2 separate regions of the Homo sapiens genome follow, and region 2 is linked to region 1. A link is a contact called in ENCODE Hi-C or POLR2A ChIA-PET data. All regions are on one chromosome and are shown on one strand. The core of a region is the stretch at or near the end of the contact, and the rest is flanking DNA. Distances in the headings are between cores, read along the strand shown. Region 1 overlaps LOC107984676 (a long non-coding RNA gene). Region 2 has its middle 47 kb from the start of CDKN3.

Region 1 (5,208 bases), core at 2,338-4,837:
GTGATAGGGTGTCTGAAGATGGCACTTTGAATTCGAGGACCTGGACTGACCTTCTGTTGCTGAGGGTCACAGTCCCTGGGTTTCTTTTTGGTTTGTTCTTGGTTTATAATTTATGTTTTATTTTCTTGAAACCTTTTGTCTTTCTCCTTTTGTTTTCTTTTTCCTCCTCCTCCTTGTTATTATTGTTAAGTGTTTTTTAGCTTCTGAAGATAGAATTTCAATTGTTCTTATTTGCTAATTGATAACTGTTTCAATGCTTACATAGGAACTCCAGGAAATACGAATCATGTCTGTCTGGCCACTGCCTGACCCATAATCGATGGGTCCTGTCCTACGTATGAGTGAAAAACATGAAGACCTAGTGGCATATTACAGTGAGAAATAAACTTCTTGTCAATATGTGGGGACATATAAGAGCACTTCCTTTTCTCCCTGTAAAGTCCGAAATACAAGCACATAGAGGTTTCATCGATGCTAGTCTACTTTTATGAGGCTCAAAATTTATGGTCTCTCACTTGCCCCAAGATTACCAAAATTCAGTATAAACTCACCTAGAAGCTGGTGCTGTGTCTGAGTTTCAGCATTTCCGATGAGACAGATAGGAGAACTACAAACCACCACTCAAGGAAATAAGAGAGGACACAAACAAATGGAAAAATATTCCACGCTCATGGATAGGAAGAATCAATATCATGAAAATGGCCATACTGCCCGAAGTAATTTATAGGTACAATGCTATCCCCATCAAGCTACCATTGACTTTCTTCACAGAATTAGAAAAAAAACTGCTGTAATTTCATATGGAACCAAAAAAGAGCCCATATAGCCAAGACAATCCTAAGCAAAAAGAACAAAGCTGGAGGCATCACACTACCTGACTTCAAACTATACTACAAGGCTACAGTAACCAAAAGAGCATGGTACTGGCACCAAAACAGATATACAGACCAATGGAACAGAACAGAAGCCTCAGAAATAACACCACACATCTACAACCATCTGATCTTTGACAAACCTGACAAAAACAAGCAATGGGGAAAGGATTCCCTATTTAATAAATGGTGTTAGGAAAACTGGCTAGCCATATACCGAAAACTGAAACTGGACCCCTTCCTTACACCTTATACAAAAATTAACTCAAGATGGATTAAAGACTTAAATGTAAGACCTAAAACCATAAAAACCCTAGAAGAAAACCTAGGCAATACCATTCAGGACATAGGCATGAGTAAAGACTTCATGACTACAAAACTAAAAGCAATGGCAACAAAAGCCAAAATTGACAATTGGGATCTAATTAAACTAAAGATCTTCTGCACAGCAAAAGAAACTATCATCAGAGTGAACAGGCAACCTACAGAATGGGAGAAAAATTTTGCAATCTATCTATCTGACAAAGAGCTAATATCCAGAATCTACAAAGAATTTAAACAAATTTACAAGGAAGAAACCAAACAGCCCCATAAAAAAGTGGAAGAAGGATATGAACAGATGCTTCTCAAAAGAAGACCTTAATGAAGCCAACAAACATATGAAAAAAAGCTCGTCATCACTGGTCATTAGAGAAATGCAAATCAAAACCACAATGAGTTACCATCTCACGCCAGTTAGAATGATGATCATTAAAAAGTCAGGAAACAACAGATGCTGGAGAGGATGTGGAGAAATAGGAATGCTTTTACACTGTTGGTGGGAGTGTAAATTAGTTCCACCGTTGTGGAAGACAGTGTGGCCATTCCTCAAAGATCTAGAACTAGAAATACCATTTGACCCAGCAATCCCATTACTGGGTATATACCCAAAGGATTATAAATCATTCTGCTATAAAGACACATGCACACGTATGTTTATTGTGTCACTGTTCACAATAGCAAAGACTTGGAACCAACCCAAATGCCCATCAGTGATAGACTGGATAAAGAAAATGTGGCACATATACACCATGGAATACTATGCAGCCATAAAAAAGGATGAGTTCATGTCCTTTGCAGGGACATAGATGAAGCTGGAAACCATCATTCTCAGCAAATTAGCACAGGAACAGAAAACCAAACACCACATGTTCTCACTCATAAGTGGGAGTTGAACAATGAGAACACATGGACACAGGGTGGGGAACATCACACACTGGGGCCTGTTGTGGGGTGGGGGGCTAGGGGAGGGATAGCATTAGGATAAATACCTAATGTAGATGACGGGTTGATGGGTGCAGCAAACCACCATGGCACGTGTGTACCTATGTAACAAACCTGCCCATTCTGCACATGTATCCCAGAACTTAAAGTATAATTAAAAATAAATAAATAAATAAAAATTTTTATTTTTAAAACACTATTCTGAATGCTGTGGAGAATATATGGAGTTGGGTGTAAATGGAAGGCATGAGAAAGGATGTGGAAATGCTGGTTAGAAGGCTGTAATGGCAGTCCAGATGCTACTAACCCAGGTGTGGTTAAGAGTTAGCAAGAATTTTAAGTTTCCAAATCTACCCTTATCTTCTATTAAATGTATTTCCATTAAATGTGCTTACTTTATTAAAAAAAGAAAAAAGAAGAAGAAGAAAGAAAGAAAGAAAGAAAGAAAGAAAAAGAAAAGAAATCATCTTGTGCACGTGAGGCCAGACTCTCGCTCTCCACAGCAAACTGCAAGCCCAAAATCCTTTTTCTCCTAACTTCATTCAAAAAAATAAAAAAGAAATTTGGAGGAGACTGGGTCTGTGTCTGAGTGTAACTTACTCCTATTTAGGAATTGAGCAATGTTCTCTCTGAGCCTCCTCACCTCAGTTGTGTTTTTATTAAGTGTGTGCCTCCAGAGAAATACTAGATGTCTTTGCCTTTATTTTAGTGGTTTACATGATGCTGGGCTACGGGCAGGGAGGTGAACTCACTTGACCTCAGGCATCACGTGACTGATATTGCTTTGGTTCAATTGTTGTCTGGGAGGGATTAGGGATTGGGTGTGACATAACAATATTAATGAAAACAATGGCCATTTAGTTTATATAGATTCTTTCTTCCTGTGATTTCAAAGCAAATTTCAGGCTTAATACAAATGACATTGGAAAGGAACAAGTTGAAGACTTGGCAACGGTATCTTGCAAGAGAATTCATTCAGTAAGCACGCCCAAGCACCCACCACCCTCGGGATGTTGTGGTGCACGGAACAGTCACAGACCTGCCTTCTCAGGGCTCACCATTCTGTGTTCTTTCTGGTGACACTCACTTTTCCTACATTGGTTTTTTTTTTTCCCCAGTCAGGTATTATGAGTTTCGTACAACATCAGACTCAGCGATCTATATTCTTTAGTAGATCATTTCCAGTTTCCTCAACAGAGTTTGTCAGAGAAGCCTGGGTCTCAGCTCAACGAAGGCATGCTCTTGGAAAAAAAAAAAAAAAAATCAAATTAGTTCCAAAAAAAAAAAAAGTCTTTCGGGACCAGAGTCAGTCAATAATACTTAGTGGGGATGAGAGGGGCACATAGGGAAAGGGGTTACGTATTTACAAAGCCCTTTCTCTTATCAGGCACTCAGTTAAGGACTGGGAGAGTCAGTCTGTGTAACGCTGAAGCCCACCCCGAGTGGGACCTTCCGGAACCACCCTCTGCCTAGTGCGATTACCTCACTTCCCTAGGATGTCTGCTCATTTGCTGTTCCCAGCATCATTTCTATATGAGCACCTTCCAGCCAAGTCAATTAAAAAAAAAACAAAAAAACTCATTTCCCATCTTTGAATGAATCCTGAGAACCATCAAATGCTAATGTTAAACACAGTGGAGCTGCAAATGTTTTAAGGGGGCAGATTGGGAAGTGAGGAAGTAAGGGTTAGCCATTAAGAGTAGACTCAGAAGTTGGGGGGTCATGACGACTTTGAGATGTGGCTCATTTACACAAACCAAAACACGAATCTGCTAAACACATCTGGGAGGAAAATAAGACGTGAAAGGCAGAGGAGGGCACAGAGAACAATAAAGGAGGGCTCTGTGGGTATTTTGCCCTTTCTGTTAGTTGAAAAGGGCACAAGTATGTAAAAATATATAACTCAAAGACCCCAAGAATTTGTTACCTTTAAGTTCAAGTGACCCTTCAACAGATTTTGCTGAGATTCTCTAAGGATTTATGCCTGTGCTCCACGAGGAACAAAAATGTTAATCCTGCTATATGAACCAGCGAAATATTTGTTCGGCATTTTCCTCCGTAACTGACTTGTAGACACCCCACCTCCCCATCCCAAGCCCCATTGTTTTTGCTTCTTTAGGCTTCTGCAGCCAAATATCTAGAGTCCCATCTCAAAACTCAGAGAGGAGTCCCCTCTCTAGTCTATATGTGGTCAGATCAACTATTTGGGAAAAAGTAATCACTTTTCAGAAATTCTCCACGTTTTAACCTATTATATTTAGAAAAGAGGCAATAAGAAAATTTCCAACAGCTCATGAGATCCAAACATTTTTCTTTCTTCACTGTTAAAGATTTATTTCAACCTGTTTTACGCAAAGATGAGTATTAAGAATCACAAAAACCTATCACTTCCTTAAATACCAAAAATTATTTTTCAATCCCCAACCTCCACTATGACATAATCTATATAAAAGGAAGGCAAGCCAAAGACATTCCAGAGGAAAAGTTAGCTCTGCACTTTTAATTATCTTCTGGTATTTCCTTTTTTTTTTCCCTTAAAAGGCTTAAATAAACTCACCAGTGTTTAATTTTTCTAGTGTTTCTCAAAATTATTGCTACAGCTTATTAAAATTGGGTAACATAATTTCTGTTCCCAGTTCTTCTCTGTGTCATCCAAATCCAACAAGAAATAAATAGTGTTGCTCTGAACAGAATTTTTTACAATGGATTGAATTTCATCTAAAAGCATGTAATTCTGCATAGCCAGAAGCAGTTTCTAATCTTTATATATAGGAACTTACAAGGGAAAGAATTCAAAGCCATGGGATTAAGTGAAAAATGTGAATGAAGAACCACAAGCCCCTGCTCAGCTGACACCAGAAAAGCTCTGTAATGTTTTCTGAGTTAATCATTGCTACGGGTGGGAAAAATTGTGGAATATGCCTAATAGGTCTTGTAGGTCATTATTTACTGAAATGCTACATTGGGTGGTTATTTCTTTTTAAATACTAATAACCTAGAAAGCCTGGCCTCATTCAGCAAGAGGGTCAGCACAGAGGCATCTGATTAGTGTCAAAAATGACTGCCTCTCTTT
Region 2 (5,588 bases), core at 594-3,093, 470 kb after region 1:
GAGGACTGAGAAATGGGAAGGAGCCAGCCTTTGGAAGATGCACGGAAGAGCTCACTGTGCAGATGGAAGAGCAAATGCAGATGCCACAGAGTGTGCCCCGCTTGGCAAGGTCCATGTGCTGTCCCAGATTCGGCCCCTGGGAAGGAAGAGAGAAAGAGAGCTTGAAGTGTAGGAAGAAGCTATATCCTAGAAGGCCTTGGTAGGGCACAGTAAGAAGTGGGGAGTTCATGCTAAATGAAATTGAAACCCACAGAAGGCTTTTCCGCAAAGGAGTGCCCACCCCACTTGCCATTTTTGGAAGATCGCTCCCAGCTCCCAGCACGCAAAGCACCCATTACCAAGTGGCAGGACCAACACAAGGTATGAGACATTGATGAGATTCATTCTCATTAGTTGGAAGCTTCTGCACTTTCAACAAAACTGTAACCAGGGGCTACGAATTAGATGATGAGCTTATTCTTAAGAAGACATGTTATAAAAGGTAATATGAAACAATATGGATTTCTTGTCTATTCCAAAAGGCACCTTCTCTCTTTCCCCATAAAATACTTGGTAATAAAAGGATACTCTGTCACCTCCCAGCTTCCTGGAGTGACAATGGCAATGCTGTCATTATTAAGTCAAGAGCGCCCTCTACAGTTATGAGTCTAGATTACAGCTTACTATTAGCCTCGAACAATGTCTACTTTTGTGAAAAATTACCATCCCCTCAGCTCATGCCATCCATGATAAGCTAGTCCCACCAACTCTTTCCTGAAAACTGAAGGAAAATATTCAAAGGAAGTGACATTGGCAGCTTTCTTGGATGACTGAAATGTCAACACAAATGTGTCGGCTCTTTGGAGTAACAGTCTCCATAGGCCAAAAGGAGGATGGTCGGGTGTATGTGTGTGTGTACAATATACATCTATCTACTCACTGCTAATCAATATTTGATCTCATTATGTAACTGGAAAAAGAGAACATGTGTTTGATCACTTTGTGATTATCAAAATACTTGATATCAAGTCGGTGAAAAGTACTTCAAAAATGTAGAAGTTTATTATCTTGCCATAAAATAATAGAACAAAGAGGCAAGGGACTGGCTTCCATTGGCCCAGTGACAGCAGCAGGAGGCTAGGAGAAGCTCAACCAACAGCTGAGCAGTAGTATGGACGGGTTGAAAAAGCAATTGATATTTGGGAGGAAGGCTTTGACCAAAAAAGTGGGGAGATGGATGGAACCATGAAAATCGCATGAAAAAGTGCGAGAAGCTTTTTTAAAAATTCCCCAGGAGAGGGATTTTAAAAAGAATACCCAGAGAGAGGCGCCTGTGAGCAGCTGGAGAGGACAGGGAGGACTATTTGTCTAGGAAATTAGAGCTGTTAGGCAGAGCTGAACTGCCTAGAGAATGGGAAATCATAATTTGTGAAACGCTTTTATTGCACCCCGCCATGGTGGATTCCTTGTCCCAAATATTCTTACGCAAAATTTATTCGGGAAGGAGAAAGAAAGGGCATGCGAGTTCAGAACCTGTCTCACGCCTCTAAAACTTCCAGGCCACCTTCAGTACAAAGAATGGGGGGAATGTCCGGGCGAGCCACGGGAGGCGTTGGGGAGAGGGGAAAACGGATTCCTTCCTGCCGTTCTGCTTCCACTGATTAATACAGCCATTAAAAAATGAAATCTGTTCCTTAGACAAAATATGGTGAAACATTCCTGCGCGCTCCATCCTTGAAACAGATTTCAGTATTGGCCTGTCTTCTCAGTGTTTGTTTTGGTTCCTTCAGCCCACGCTGGAGTCCATGGGTTTTTTCCTTCACTCATCATCTCGCCTCCTGCTGCTTCAGCCGAGAATGAAGTAATAATTCAGCAAGCTGTTCAGGACTTCCCATCAGCCCAACTGCACCGCGCCGTGTTTTGAGGGCTCAGGCATCCTTGAACTCCACGGCAGAGCAAGCCGCGGGAAGGAACTCACTCATGTTGGCTCCCTTGCCTCAATTAAGGCAGTTTAGGAAGCAAAGTGAGAGAAGCACTTTAAAAAGCACAAGAATATCTCCTCGTGGGTCCTCACTTGCATGTTCTTACGAAGCCGGATTGTTCGTAGCCTACTCTGCAATTTCAGAGTGGTGAGTGGCTCCAAAGCAGCTTACAAGGAAACATAACTGTCACAGAGGCTAAGAGATTGCTTAAAAATAAATTACTGATTCTCTTTTCCTGAGAGCAACCTGCTGTGACCTTTGGAAGGCTTCTTTTGGGTCTTCAATTTTGCATCTGCCTGAGCTAAAAGGGATTGCCAGAGTCCCACTGTTTGGTTTATGACCCAGCTCATCCCTGTCCCTTGGAGGACGTGAGGACATGAGCCTGGCATTAGTGCACACTGTAAATGTGTTTGTGCCCAGAACTCTCTAGAATAGAAAGGTTTCCAAGTACTTCACTATAATGACTTAGTCACAAATGAATTTTAATATGCTAGAAGAACATGAGTATTTTGGATGAAAAGCCAATCTTTTCGTCCCCCCTTTTAAAATAGAAAGAAGCATAGCATCTGAGCTCTGTGGAAGGGACCATCCAAAACTAATGAAATACCATCTTAACGTAAGCACCTAAAGCAAGCATGTGTGCGCCATGGGGGCCTCAGTCCTGGTGGTTTCCTGGAGAAGATTTCACATGAGAGAGAAAAAGCTTCTCTGTTCCCTGATGCAGTGTGGATATTTTTAAATGGACTTTATGCGTTTTTTGTTTATTTGGTTTGGTGCTGAAAAATTAGACAAGGCACTCAGCTCTCTTCACATGACTAAAGTTTGAACTTGTGCATAATGAGTGCAAAATAGTGTCTGAAAATAGCAAAGAACAGAAGAGTAAGATGATCAGCGGGAAGGGAGGCAGCACGTCATAGGGAAGGCAGCCAGTACTCTGAAAAGCAATCCAACAAATAATTAACTGGTTGAAAGCCAAGAGGACAGTATGATAACAGACACTGATAGACACTAATTATAAGTGCAGTACTGTGAAACATGAAGAAATGATATGGTTAACAATCCTAAAAATGTTACAATGGGCAATGTAAGATGAGCAAGGAAGCTACAAGGAACACTCTATCGTGTTATATTTTGGCTGCTAATTTCTAGCAATAACACATTTATAATGATATGCTATTAACAAATTGACCAATACATCTTTTTTTTTTTTTTTTTTTTTTGGAGACAGGGTCTCGCTCTGTCGTCCAGGCTGGAGTGCAGTGGCACAATTTTGGCTCACTGCAAGCTCCGCCTCCCGGGTTCACGCCATTCTCCTGCCTCAGCCTCCCGTGTAGCTGGGACTACAGGTGCCTGCCACCACGCCCAGCTAAATTTTTGTATTTTCAGTAGAGACACCGTTTCACCGTGTTAGCCAGGATGGTCTTGATCTCCTGACCCCGTGATCCACCCACCTTGGCCTCCCAAAGTGCTAGGATTACAGGCGTGAGCCACTGTGCCCGGCCGACCAATACATCTTTTGAACCACTGAAAAGGTTGGCTGAACAGAAAAGTATTTTTGCATGTAATATATATGGAAAGGAAAGAGAGAGTGTCAGATTATAGGAAGAGTTACACTGAGTCAAGCCCATCAAGGTACAAGGTTGAAGGTAAGATCCCAGGTGAAAGCCAGGCACGGTGGCTCATGCTTGTAATCCCAGCACTTTGGGAGGCTGAGACAGGATCACTTGAGCCCAGCAGTTCAAAACCAGCCTGGGCAACCTAGTGAGACCTTGTCTCTACAAAAACTAAACAAAATTAGCCAGCAATGGTAGCTCTCACCTGTGGTCCTAGCTACTCAGGAGGCTGAAGTGGGAGGATCACTTCAGCCGGGCAGGTCAAGGCTGCAGTGAGCTGTGATCATGTCACTGTACTCTGTCTCAAAAAAAAAAAATAAAAGTGTTCCTACTTCTCCACATCCTCTCCAGCACCTGTTGTTTCCTGACTTTTTAATGATTGCCATTCTAACTGGTGTGAGATGGTATCTCATTGTGGTTTTGATTTGCATTTCTCTGATGGCCAGTGATGATGAGCATTTTTTCATGTGTTTTTTGGCTGCATAACTGTCTTCTTTTGAGAAGTGTCTGTTCATGTCCTTTGCCCACTTTTTGATGGGGTTTGTTTTTTTCTTGTAAATTTGTTTGAGTTCATTGTAGATTCTGGATATTAGCCCTTTGTCAGATGAGTAGGTTGCAAAAATTTTCTCCCATTTTGTGGGTTGCCTGTTCACTCTGATGGTAGTTTCTTTTGCTGTGCAGAAGCTCTTTAGTTCAATTAGATCCCATTTGTCAATTTTGGCTTTTGTTGCCATTGCTTTTGGTGTTTTAGACATGAAGTCCTTGCCTGTGCCTATGTCCTGAATGGTAATGCCTAGGTTTTCTTCTAGGGTTTTTATGATTTTAGGTCTAACGTTTAAGTCTTTAATCCATCTTGAATTGATTTTTGTATAAGGTGTAAGGAAGGGATACAGTTTCAGCTTTCTACATATGGCTAGCCAGCTTTCCTAGCACCATTTATTAAATAGGGAATCCTTTCCCCATTGCTTGTTTTTCTCAGCTTTGTCAAAGATCAGACAGTTGTAGACACGCGGCATTATTTCTGAGGGCTCTGTTCTGTCCCGTTGATCTATATCTCTGTTTTGGTACCAGTACCATGCTGTTTTGGTTACTGTACACATGGACACAGGAGGGGGAACATCACACTCCGGGGACTGTTGTGGGGTGGGGGGAGAGGGGAGGGATAGCATTGGGAGATACATCTAATGCTAGATCACGAGTTAGTGGGTGCAGCGCACCAGCATGTCAATGTATACATATGTAACTAACCTGTACATTGTGCACATGTACCCTAAAACTTAAAGTATAATAAAAAAAAATTAATAAAAGATCCCAGGTTACTCCCCAGATGCAAAGACCCTATAAAGCCTTCCTAAAATAACCAGTCTTATCATCTCAATTGGCTGATGCTTAACGTGCAGTCAACAATTTTTTTTTTTTTTTTTTTTTTTTTTAAGAGACTGAGTCTCGCTTTGTTGCCAGGCTGGAGTGCAGTGGCATGATCTCGGCTCACTGCAACCTCCACCTCCCAGGTTCAATTGATTCTCCTGCCTCAGCCTCCCAAGTAGCTGGGACTACAGGTGCGTGCCACCATGCCTGGCTAATTTTTCTATTTTTAGTAGCAACGGGGTTTCACCATGTTAGCCAGGATGGGCTCCATCTCCTGACCTCATGATCTGCCTGCCTCAGCCTCCCAAAGTGCTGGGATTACAGGCATGAGCCACCGCGCCTGGCCGCAGTCAACACTTATTTCATCTTTAGCTTTATTGGCAACATTAGGGACTGTCAAAAGTTTGAATATGTCTTAAATTGAAAGCTCCAAAGGGCAGGAAGTCTGACTTCCTGGTTCACTTGTCAATACCACAGAACTACCATAGGTAAGTTTTTCCAACAATGTATTTTCTGTCACTTTTTGTTTTTCAGTTTGTTTGTTCGTGGTATGTAGGTATGCATTTTGCAGACAATGAGAGCAAACATTTACTGAATGCTTGCTGTGTGCCAGGCACCATCCTAAATTCTGTGCACACATTACCTT

What was found. A loop is a pair of places that touch in the nucleus more often than their neighbours do. ChIA-PET counts read pairs that join two places held with the same protein, here RNA polymerase II (POLR2A). Pooled maps may share reads with other maps.
Region 2: a loop to region 1 is called in a pooled map of gastrocnemius medialis, with 2.1 times the contacts of the local background. The contact joins two enhancer-like sites. A Hi-C loop is called at or near these places in 1 of 168 maps with a recorded cell type or tissue (Caco-2) and 1 of 50 pooled maps. POLR2A ChIA-PET finds 5 or more read pairs at or near these places in 1 of 52 experiments (OCI-LY7).

The regions. Positions count from the first base shown.
Region 1 is chr14:53,876,349-53,881,556 of GRCh38, forward strand. It overlaps LOC107984676 (a long non-coding RNA gene), which reads right to left. Exons shown (of 4, transcript XR_001750978.2): 3 at 3,223-3,376. Among named protein-coding and RNA genes, the nearest start is that of LINC02331, 28 kb to the left of the region's middle. Within about 2 kb of position 3,588, at least 2 of the 41 ENCODE cell types and tissues checked have a DNase peak (open chromatin) inside an H3K27ac peak, as active enhancers do.
Region 2 is chr14:54,347,564-54,353,151 of GRCh38, forward strand. No RefSeq gene overlaps it. Among named protein-coding and RNA genes, the nearest start is that of CDKN3, 47 kb to the right of the region's middle. Within about 2 kb of position 1,844, at least 12 of the 41 ENCODE cell types and tissues checked have a DNase peak (open chromatin) inside an H3K27ac peak, as active enhancers do.